Linked DNA regions of Homo sapiens: region 1 is linked to region 2. A link is an interaction called in ENCODE POLR2A ChIA-PET data of the cell type or tissue named here. Cell type or tissue: OCI-LY7. All regions are shown on one strand.

What was found. ChIA-PET counts read pairs that join two places held together with the same protein. Peaks named below come from ENCODE experiments on the same cell type or tissue, not always from the same donor. Only the 100,000 strongest peaks of a DNase experiment are listed, where the experiment ranks them.
Region 1: POLR2A ChIA-PET joins it to region 2 with 10 read pairs; 3 of 35 experiments call an interaction of 5 or more read pairs at or near these places.

Annotation. Positions count from the first base shown.
Region 1 is chr5:124,722,231-124,727,230 of GRCh38, forward strand. All of the region lies in intron 2 of ZNF608 (zinc finger protein 608), which reads right to left. Among named protein-coding and RNA genes, the nearest start is that of ZNF608, 22 kb to the right of the region's middle. In OCI-LY7, CTCF peaks have their summits at 2,909 and 3,109; a DNase peak (open chromatin) is centred at 2,891; H3K4me3 peaks cover 3,413 bases; H3K27ac peaks cover 3,694 bases.
Region 2 is chr5:124,997,500-125,002,499 of GRCh38, forward strand. No RefSeq gene overlaps it. Among named protein-coding and RNA genes, the nearest start is that of ZNF608, 250 kb to the left of the region's middle. RefSeq lists a silencer at 1,104-1,304. In OCI-LY7, no CTCF peak of the experiment used is centred here; DNase peaks (open chromatin) are centred at 2,622 and 3,139; H3K4me3 peaks cover 1,633 bases; H3K27ac peaks cover 3,796 bases.

The DNA.
Region 1 (5,000 bases), 280 kb before region 2:
AATACTTACAACTTCATGCTTTATACACTCCCAAAACGTTTCCCCCTGCCTCCATGGCAATTATCTACATTCTACTAAACCAAAATGGCTAACTAAGCAAAGCTATGGCTCATCTTTACTACTTAAGCAATTCATTTGTGCAGGGATGTTTCTGCCCTAAGATTCCGGGAAACATCAGTAAGTGTATTTACCGGCTGTAAATATTCCTAGGGCTGGAGCTGCAAATCATTAGTCCTTTTGCCTCCCATTTGACCAAGTACACTAATTAACCACCTGTAAAACACCTTAATGAAGTCATATTTAAAGCAATACTGTGATGATTTTTCTATAAATAAACCCTTAAAATACACACACACACACACACACACACACACACACACACACACACACGCAAGAAATTCTAATAACTATTCCTAACATCTCCCTTTTGAGAAAGGGCAGGGAGGTGGGGGTTGAGGGTTGGAGAAGATATCTTCAAATAAGCTATCTGAAGCTTTTGCTAAATGCATACAAAGGAGCCAACCTTTAGAGTTGGAGAATCAGAATAGGGGTTAGGAAGCCTGAGACTGAATATTTGTGGAAATGAAAACAATTAAGCACTCTTCGGATAATTCAGATGCACAGCTATGATTAAGAAATAATATTTATATTAAGAGTTCAATAATTCTGTATACTGGATCAAAAATTATTTAAGTAGAAATACGACCCCCAAACCCAAGAAGGTATGTATCATAACTTCCAGTTAAAGACCATAAAAATAGTTCAACTACCATAAAAGCAGTAGGAGACTTTAAAAAAAAAATTTTTTTTTTTTTTTTGAGACAAGGTCTTTCTGTGTTTCCCAGGCTGGAGTGCAGTGGCACGATCTTGGCTCACTGCAGCCTCCGCCTCCCCAGTTCAAGCAATTCTCGGTTCTCAGCCTCTCAAATAGGTGGGATTACAGGCACGCGACACCACTCCCAGCTACAAGGTTTCTCCATATTGGCCAGGCTGGTTTTGCATTCCTGGTCTCAGGTGATTCACCCGCCTCTGCCTCCCAAAGTACTGGGATTATAGGCGTGAGCCGCGCCCTGCCTTATAGTCAGATTTATAATTCATTGCCTTTTATGGCTAAGGGGTTTTGTATTGGTTTAGGGAGACATTTCTTACTCCAAGGTTAATAAATAAAAATGTTTGGCTGGGCACAGTGGCTCACCCCTGTAATCCCAGCACTTTGGGAGGCCAAGGTGGGTGGATCACCTGAGGCCAGGAGTTCAGGACCAGCCCAGCCAACATGGTGAAACCCCATCTCTACTAGAAGTACAAAAATTAACCAGTCATGGTGGTGGGCACCTGTAATTCCAGCCACTCGAGAGGCTGAGGCAGGAGAATCACTTGAACCCAGGAGGCAGAGGTTGCAATGACCAGAGATCGTGCCACTGCACTCCAGCCTGGGTGATGGAGTGAGACGCTGACTCCATCAATCAATGAATCTGACTATACAGTTTAAGATATTTGCACGGAGTAGGGGGAGGAACAGCATAAACAGAATCAAACGACAAATGAAGAGATGGGAAAAAATATTTGCAAAGCACATAAAAAAATTTGCAAAACACATGAAAAAATTATATATTTAATTATTATACACTGAAATACTTTAAAATAAGAAATGGCCAACAACTCACTAGATAATCAAAGGTTATAAATTATCAATATTTAGGAAAATAAATACAATGGCTTGTACCCATGAAAAATGCAAATTAAAATAATAGATTACTATCAGATTAGCACAGATTAAAGCCAGAAAATTATAACTCACAGTATTAAATTGTAGAAACTACAGGCAATTCATGTTCCACCATTGCTGGGAATGCAAACGGATGCAATCAAGTTGGGGGGCAATTAAATTTTGAAACACACATGTGCAAAGATGTTCAAAGGAACATTTTAAAGGTGCAGATCAGTTTCTTTAATATGCTGTGATTTGTATAAGGGGACAAAAATATAAATATATATTCTTGAACATACGGGGACTATTTCGAGGACATACAAAACTGTTCAAAATAATTGGCTCTAGGGAACAGTCTGGGGGGCATAAGGGGGAAGTAAAACCTACTTTTCATTATATAACATTTTAGTGTAGTTTGAACTTTTACCAATTTCTGACCTCTTTTTTTAATTTAAAAAAAATAGTCAAAAAGTAATAAATGCAACTAATTTCTCAGGGCTCTGGACCAGTCTCCTAAGTAGGAGACATGGTCAAACCCAGGGAGTATGCAAAGAGTGCAAAAAAAAAAAAAAAAAAAGACTGGCATTTCTATTTATATTATTACCTCATCATTTCCAATTTTTTGTTATTTGTAACTTTAGTAAACATCAGCTATATTAATTCAACAGCACGTGTGTGTGTGTGTGTGTGTGTGTGTACACAACCAGAGACACCTGGAATACGTTCTCTGGGGAAAGTAATACTCTTTCAATTAATGTCTTCAGAGAAAGGTACCATTTTGTCCACTCTCTGAAAAAGGACTCAGTATTTACGATCTTGCATGTGAAATCAGTTAATATAATTCACACGGGGTAACATCATCTCCCTCAACCACTGAGAAATGAGAATGAAATCAAAAGCCAGAGGTTAAGCTTAGGATCAGTTCCCACACACTGAGATACGTTTAGAACTTAAGTCACAGCCTGTCCCTCCTCTGCGCAAAGCCCCCCAGTCTCTCCCACCTTTCTGAGTCTTACTTGGTTCTGGAAGGCTCTCTGGAGCCTGGCCTCAAGCTCCATCTTAGATTTCATCTTCTGGAACTCTCCTCTCTCCCTCATCCAGCTTCAGTCACTCTGGTGTCTCCTCAAACACACCAAATACACTCTCCCTCTCCTCGACCCCCGGGGGGATTGTACACAGGTCCTGGGTCTAAAAAGTTCCCTCCACAAGGGGGCCAAATGGCTCCTAACTGTACTCAGGTCCCTACTCAAACATAAACAAATAAAATTCTTCTTTTCCACCATCTCTTTCTACCACCTTCTCCTGCTTGATTCTCCCTTATAGCACGTAACGCCAACCAAAATATATTTATTTGTCTGGAATAAATTTGAATATAAGCTTCATGATAGCAGAGACTTGGTTTCTTCACTACTGTACCTCCAGGACCCAGACTGTGCTAGGCATATAATAGACATTCAAAAAAATGTTTGCTGAGGAAATATTTTTACTAGGTATTTTTGCTGGGTAAACAAAGTAAGGAATGAATAAAGGAATGAACAAATGAAAGAACAGATTGAGACCTGCTTTTATACCTCCCCCATTCTAATTATTTTTGCTGTCAGAACACAAAATGGCCAAAGCTTCTAAACTGTAGGAGGAGGCAAGGAAATGAATATTTAACTGCTGTCTATGACATGTGTATTTTTTTTAATCCCTTAACACAGCAACAATACCCTGCACAGTGATAAAATGAAAACGCTCTAGTTTTTTCCTAGAAAAAACTGTACCACTCCTAAATCTGTACATATTCTCTGACTTTCTCCTGTTATAATGGAGGACTGTCCTAGCTCCAGAGACCCATGGATGCACCCTATTTCAGGACACTGTCTCCTCTCTCTCTCTAGTATGGACAGCTCTTCTCCACCCCTCTCTCATCATTCCCATCAGCATACAAACAGGCTGTGAGAGTTCTCCACTTTAAAAAATGACAGATATTCCCTGATCTCTTTGCCCCTTATAGAAAAGGGTGCTATATTCATAGTGTCCTGTTTTTTCTCACCTCCCACAAAAAATCCAAGCACTCTAATCAAACTTTTTATTTCCCCATCACTACCCTTTACCCCAGAAACGATTTGTGCTAATGTCACCAAAAATCAATTCTGAGTCTCATTTTAACCTGACTTCTTGGCAGCAATTGACACAGCTGATCACACCTTCCTTGCTAGAATTTCTTCCATTGCTTTCCAGAAACACCAGACTGGCTGGGTTTTCTTCCCCCTCAATGGACACGGCGCTGGCTCCTACTGCTCCATAGCCCACCTCTGGGCCCTAGTCTTTTCCATTGGAACTAACTCTAGAGGTGACCTCTTCCAGCCCAATAACTTTAAAGCCCACCTATTTGCCCATAGGTGTCTCCAGCCCTGGCCTTCCTGTGGAAGGACCATAATCACTTGGCAGCCACAGGATATATCAAAAATGAGTCACAACTCTTGATTCCATCCACCTCCAAAATCCAGGTATTTTCCTTAATTCTCATTCTTTCACAACTCCACATATATCCATATCCTCATTATCTCAGGACAACGTGACCATTTCTTGCCACTTCCCACCACTTCCATGCCTACCAAAGAAGCCTATCTTCTCTCACCAGGACCACTGAAAAAGTCTTGCAACTGATTTCCCTTGTCCTCTTCTTGCCTCTCTACAGTCAATTCTCTATACAACAGTCAACAGTAAGATTTGTTTAAAAAAAAAAAAAAAAAAAAAAGTCACTGCCTTGCTCAAAATTCTGAAATGGTTTCTCATCGCATTCAAGCTAAAATCCAAATTCCTTACCATGGCCTACAAGGCCCTGCATGACCTGGCCTCTGCCCAACTCCGAGTCCAATCTGGACATGGGCTGTGCGCCCAACACATATGTGTTACCTGAGTGGATTTAACAGCATGTGCAGTCGGTCAAGAAACAGACTAGGAAGCATCTCCAGACAAAAAAAAAGTGCAAACATCCAACCAACTGGGATTCCGGGCTTTGGATCCTCTCTCAATTCAGCATCAGTTGCTGTATCTGCTCTTTCTCTCCCATCTCAAGCTTGTACTTAACACAGGCCTCTACCCTGTAACAGAGCTTCAAAATCACAGTGAGATCCTACACTTCAACTTCATCCCTTTACCTATAGTTCCTAGCACCAAAGGTCTTACAGTGACAGCAACAGAGTTTTGCAACAAGTGGGCAAATCTCCTCCAGTAAATTTCTTCTCCACTGTGTTCTAAATGTGCCAGGATTTTCAATAGAAAATTTCACAACCCTGTGCTC
Region 2 (5,000 bases):
TGCATGGCTTAATACAAGAAGGAAAATAATCAGAAAGAAATCATGCCACGTACCTTCACTGAAGCTTATGGTCTAGTTGTCTCTTTTTGCTCTGACTCTCAAGGGCTTAGCACCATTTCAACTGCATCGCTGCAAAGTTGATGAATTGTCATTGCCATATTTACCTTCCCTTTTCTTTGGCCTCCCTTCCTCCCTCCCTCCCTTCCTTCCTCCCTCCCTCCCTTTTTTCTTTTTTCTTTTGTATGTGTATTTGCTGTGTATGTATATGTATTTGTTGTATATGTATCTGTAGATGCTGTTTTGATTACATTCTGAAAATAGGTAGAAATTGGATAAATAGAAACATAGTAAGGAAAACACATTACATGTGGAAAATATTCAAACACATTCTTCAAGTAATGTCCAGATGGAATGCAGGCAGTGTGGTGAGGAAAGTGTAGGAGAATTGGGCTTTCTGTGGATAATGGGCACTTTCTGGGCCTTGGTTGTTTCATCTGTTTATTTTCTTTTTGACGAGATAATCTTTCAGCACCAACATTCTATCATTCAATAAAATGAGTAGCACTATGTGTCCCAAATAAGCAAACAAAACTTCATTTTCAGATTCTGTCTTTGAGTAGGTGAATTTTGAAAATTTTTCAGGTGCAGATTGTGGCTTAACTTACAGGTCCCCATAGTGGATGATCATCAAAATTGTAAAGTACAGATGTCCAGGTATCAACCCAAATGTGTTGAATGAAAACGTCTTGCAGTGGGGTCTGGAAATTTATGGTTTCGACAAAAATTTTAGTAAAAATTCTCCAGAGGATTATGATGAACTTCCAAAACTATGCTCCATCCAGCTAGATTCCTTTTGGTTTGGGGTTTTATTGTCATTGCAATAAGGAACAGTTCTCTTGGCAAACACTAAACTCTAAATTGGTGACACAGAGCTTCCATTTTCTTTCTTGTTTTCTTTTTTTGTAGTTTTAAGGAGCAGGGAGTCTAATAGGCAATAAAGAAGGGGGAAGAAAGATAGAAGAAGCTCCTCTGTACAGAGACAGAGGGAGGGCACTCCAAAGCCAAGAGACAGAACCCCCAGAGCTTCCATTTTCTATAACTGCATACTGAATACTGATCTCAGTTACTTGATAAAATTGTGTGACTTTTGTGATAAGCACAATTCTTACTTGATACACAACTGCTTAAGCAAACTTCTTCTTTTTTTTTTTTTTTTTTTGAGATAGGATCTTGCTCTGTCACCACCCAGGCTGGAGGGCAGTGGCACAGTCATATCTTACTGCAGTCTCGACTTCCTGGGCTCAAGTGATCTTCCCACCTCAGCTTCCCAAGTAGCTGGGACTACAGGTGCATGCCACTACACCTGGATAATTTTGTTTTTATTTTTATTTTTTGAGATGGAGTGTTGCTCTTGTTGCCCAAGCTGGAGTGCAATGGCATGATCTTAGCTCACCGGAACCGGCGCCTCTCCGGTTCAAGCAATTCTCCTGCCTCAGCCTCCCAAGTAGCTGGGATTACAGGTGCCTGCTACCACGCCTGGCTAATTTTTGTATTTTTACTAGAGGTGGGGTTTCACCTCGTTGGTCAGGCTGCTCTCAAACTCCTGACCTCAGGTGATCCACCCTCCTTGGCCTCCCAAAGTGCTGGGGTTACAAGCATGAGCCACTGCACCTGGCCTGTTTTTATTTTTCATAGAGACGAGGTCTCCTGGCTATGCTGCTCAGGCTGGTTTTGAACTCCTGGGCTCAAGTCGGGCTCCCACCTTGGCCTCCTAAAGTGCTAGGGTTGGAGGCCTGAGCCACTGCACCCAGCTCATAAGCATACATTTTATTTTTGTGTCTTATATACATTAATTCATTTAATTTATTTAATTAAATTGATTTTCTTTTTAAGATTTTTATTATTGTATATAAAACACTTATTTTCATATTCATCTCTGAACGTTATCAGGGTGTGCCACCCCAAAATATGCTACATTGGTATAAGAATTACTTTTGAGCCAAAGGCATTTGAGTTTCTGAAATAAATATCTCATCTATCTAAATGCAGAGCATACCAAAAGGAACTCAAAAGAATGAAATTGTCAGAAATCCCCTTAGTGGGAGCATCTCTAATCTTTTCTTCCCGGAGAGGAGAAGTCAGCACTACACCCAAACAGGACATTTTCACAAGACCATCATGATATCTCCCATCTAGTCACCTGTGGCTCCTTTGGCTTTCCAAAATGTCATTGCTTTTCTCTAAGTGCTCTTTCTCTCTTCCCTTTTAAGTAAGTTAGGTGTATAGACTTCAAATTCTAACTAACTTTTTGACACATATGAGAGGTGAACTTGTCAATACAATTCTGTTTTCGATTATTAATTTGTCATTTGTCAGTACAATTTGTAGGGCTCCAGGCAGAGACCCAAGAAGGGCAGAGGAAAAAAGGTTTTCTTCCTCTACCTCTCCCATGGAAAAATCTAGGAAACATATTTCCCTGCCCATTTAAAAAGCTTGATTCCATTTGCCATAGATTCCATAACTGAATGATATTCTTTCAATCGCCCTTTTATGTGTAACACAAAATAAAGCTCTTTGGTTTGCAAACGAGCACCTGTGTTACGGACTTAGTAAAAAAGAAAAAAAAGGCACAGACAGGTTAATTTTCTACACGCTTCATGAGAGATGATAAAAATAATCTTCTGGGGCTGGGCACAGTGGCTCACGCCTGTAATCCCAGCACTTTAGCAGGCCAAGGTGGGCATATCACCTGGGGTCAGCAGTTCTAGACCAGCCTGGCTAACATGGCGAGACCCCGTCTCTACTAAAAATAGAAAAATTAGCCAGGTATGGTTGTGGGCGCCTGTAATCCCAGCTACTTGGGAGGCTGAGGCAGGAGAATCCCTTGAACCCAGGAGGCAGAGGTTGCAGTGAGCCGAGATCGAGCCATTGCATTCCAGCCTGGGCAACAAGAGCGAAACCCTGTCTCAAGAAAAAAAAAAATCGTCTGGGAATATTTTTGCATTTCAACAAATTTGTTTCTTTGAAGTAGGAAATAATTTTGAAGAGTAAAAGGTGGGCTCTGTGTGTGTGTGTGTGTGTGTGTGTGTGTGTGTGTGTTGCAAAGCTATTTCCTATTCTTGCTGGTTGGAGCAGAAATTTCTCTGCTGGCCTCACCTTTAAAATATTCAGCTAAACGTCTGGGCCCGGTGGCTCATGCCTATAATCCAAGCATTTTGGGAGGCCAAGGCAGACAGATCATTTGAGCCCAGGAGTTGGGACCAGCCTGGCCAACATGGTGAAACCCTGTCTCTACAAAAAGAAAAAAGCAATAAACAAAACAAAACAAAACATAAAAAATTAACCAGGCATGCACCTCTAGTCCCAGCTATGGGGAGGCTAAGGTAGGAGACTCGCTTGAACCCGGAAGGTTGAGGCTGCAGTGAGCTGTGATCACACCACTGCACTCCAGCCCGGGCAACAAAGCAACACTGTATCTCAAAACAAACAAACAAACCCAAACACACACAAAAAGAAAAAAAAATAGCTAAAAAGAGTGCACTTCTCATATTTCCGCAGCTACATTCTACTCCAAGCCACTGTAATCTCTCATAAGATTGTGAGAGCCCCCCTAACTAATCTTCAATAAATCTTGGCCCCATTTCCCACAGCAGCCAGTGAAAAGCATAATCCCCTCTCCTCCCGTCTCCTCTGCTACCACCACTCTCAGGACCCAAACCTTCCACTTGCCTCCTGTAACACTTCGAAACACTAAGTCTTTATCATGGCCTTCAAGGGCTTCCATCTTTCTATCTCTGCCTGTTTCTGTTGCCCTGTCCCTTCTGACTGCAGGCTCACTCTGCCCCATCATGCTGGCCTCCTTGCTGGCCCTACATACGTGAATCTTCTACTGTCTCAGGCTTTGCACTTGCTCTTCTCTCTGCCTAGAAAGCTCTTTTTCCAGCAATTTGTACAACTCTGACCCTCACTTCCTTCATGTCTCTGCTCAAGTAGCTCCACATCAGTGTAATTTTTCCTAAACATCTTCTTTAAAACAGTACCTTTCCCTGTATTATCCCCATTCTATCTACCTTGTTTTGCTTTATTTTCCTCCATAGCACTAATACCATTTAATATATATTTATAATTTATTTATTTACTTATGTTCTATTTTTCCCCGTTAGGATATAAGACAAAAATATTTCTGTTTTATTAACCGTACTGTCTCCCCCACCTAGAACATGGACTGGTATAGTAAGTAAGAAACAGTATGTGTTGAATGAATGAATAATTAATCCTAAATACAATAATCAAGGGTGTTTATTCATTCATTTGTTGAATCAAAGAGAATCAAACAAATCTTGTTTCTGTCTCCAACAAATGCTGGAACCTCCAGGATTACTTGGTCCTTTATAGGATATGTGTCATTTTACAACGGTGTAAAGTTAAAAGTAATTTGTAGAAAACTGGTAGTAATGCAAATGATGTTTTTCTTCAACATGCAAATCAATTCTGTCTTGTGAAGATTCAACTTGTCTTCCCCATTGTCGAAGAAACCAGTTTTTTACACATTTGTGAATTTATTTCACTATTCTTCATCTATATATGTGTCTGTTCTGTGGATTTTCCTTTGAACTAGCAATCGCTTATCAGTTCTCTCAATGAGCTAAATACAATCTTTGACATGTGTTTATTTTATATTTGTATGAGAGTCATGATTTTATCTTTTTGGAAATTTGTTTTTTAACAAATTTGGAAATATACCTTATGCTTGAATGTGACCTATTTTGTCAAAGTGTATCTTTGGTGAAGTCATTTTAGAGCTAGGTGCTTGATGTTTTTGAGTTGGTTTGCTCATCTGTGATGACTAAGTGAACTAATATATTGGAAGTATAAAGGCATGTTGGTAAAGGAGACATAGAAGAAATAGATTGGAAGGCCAGGTTGAGTAAAAATGTGGGAGGATACTGGATGTTAAATTCTAAAAGCTGGGAGGAGATGTTGCCTTTGAAGAGGGTATG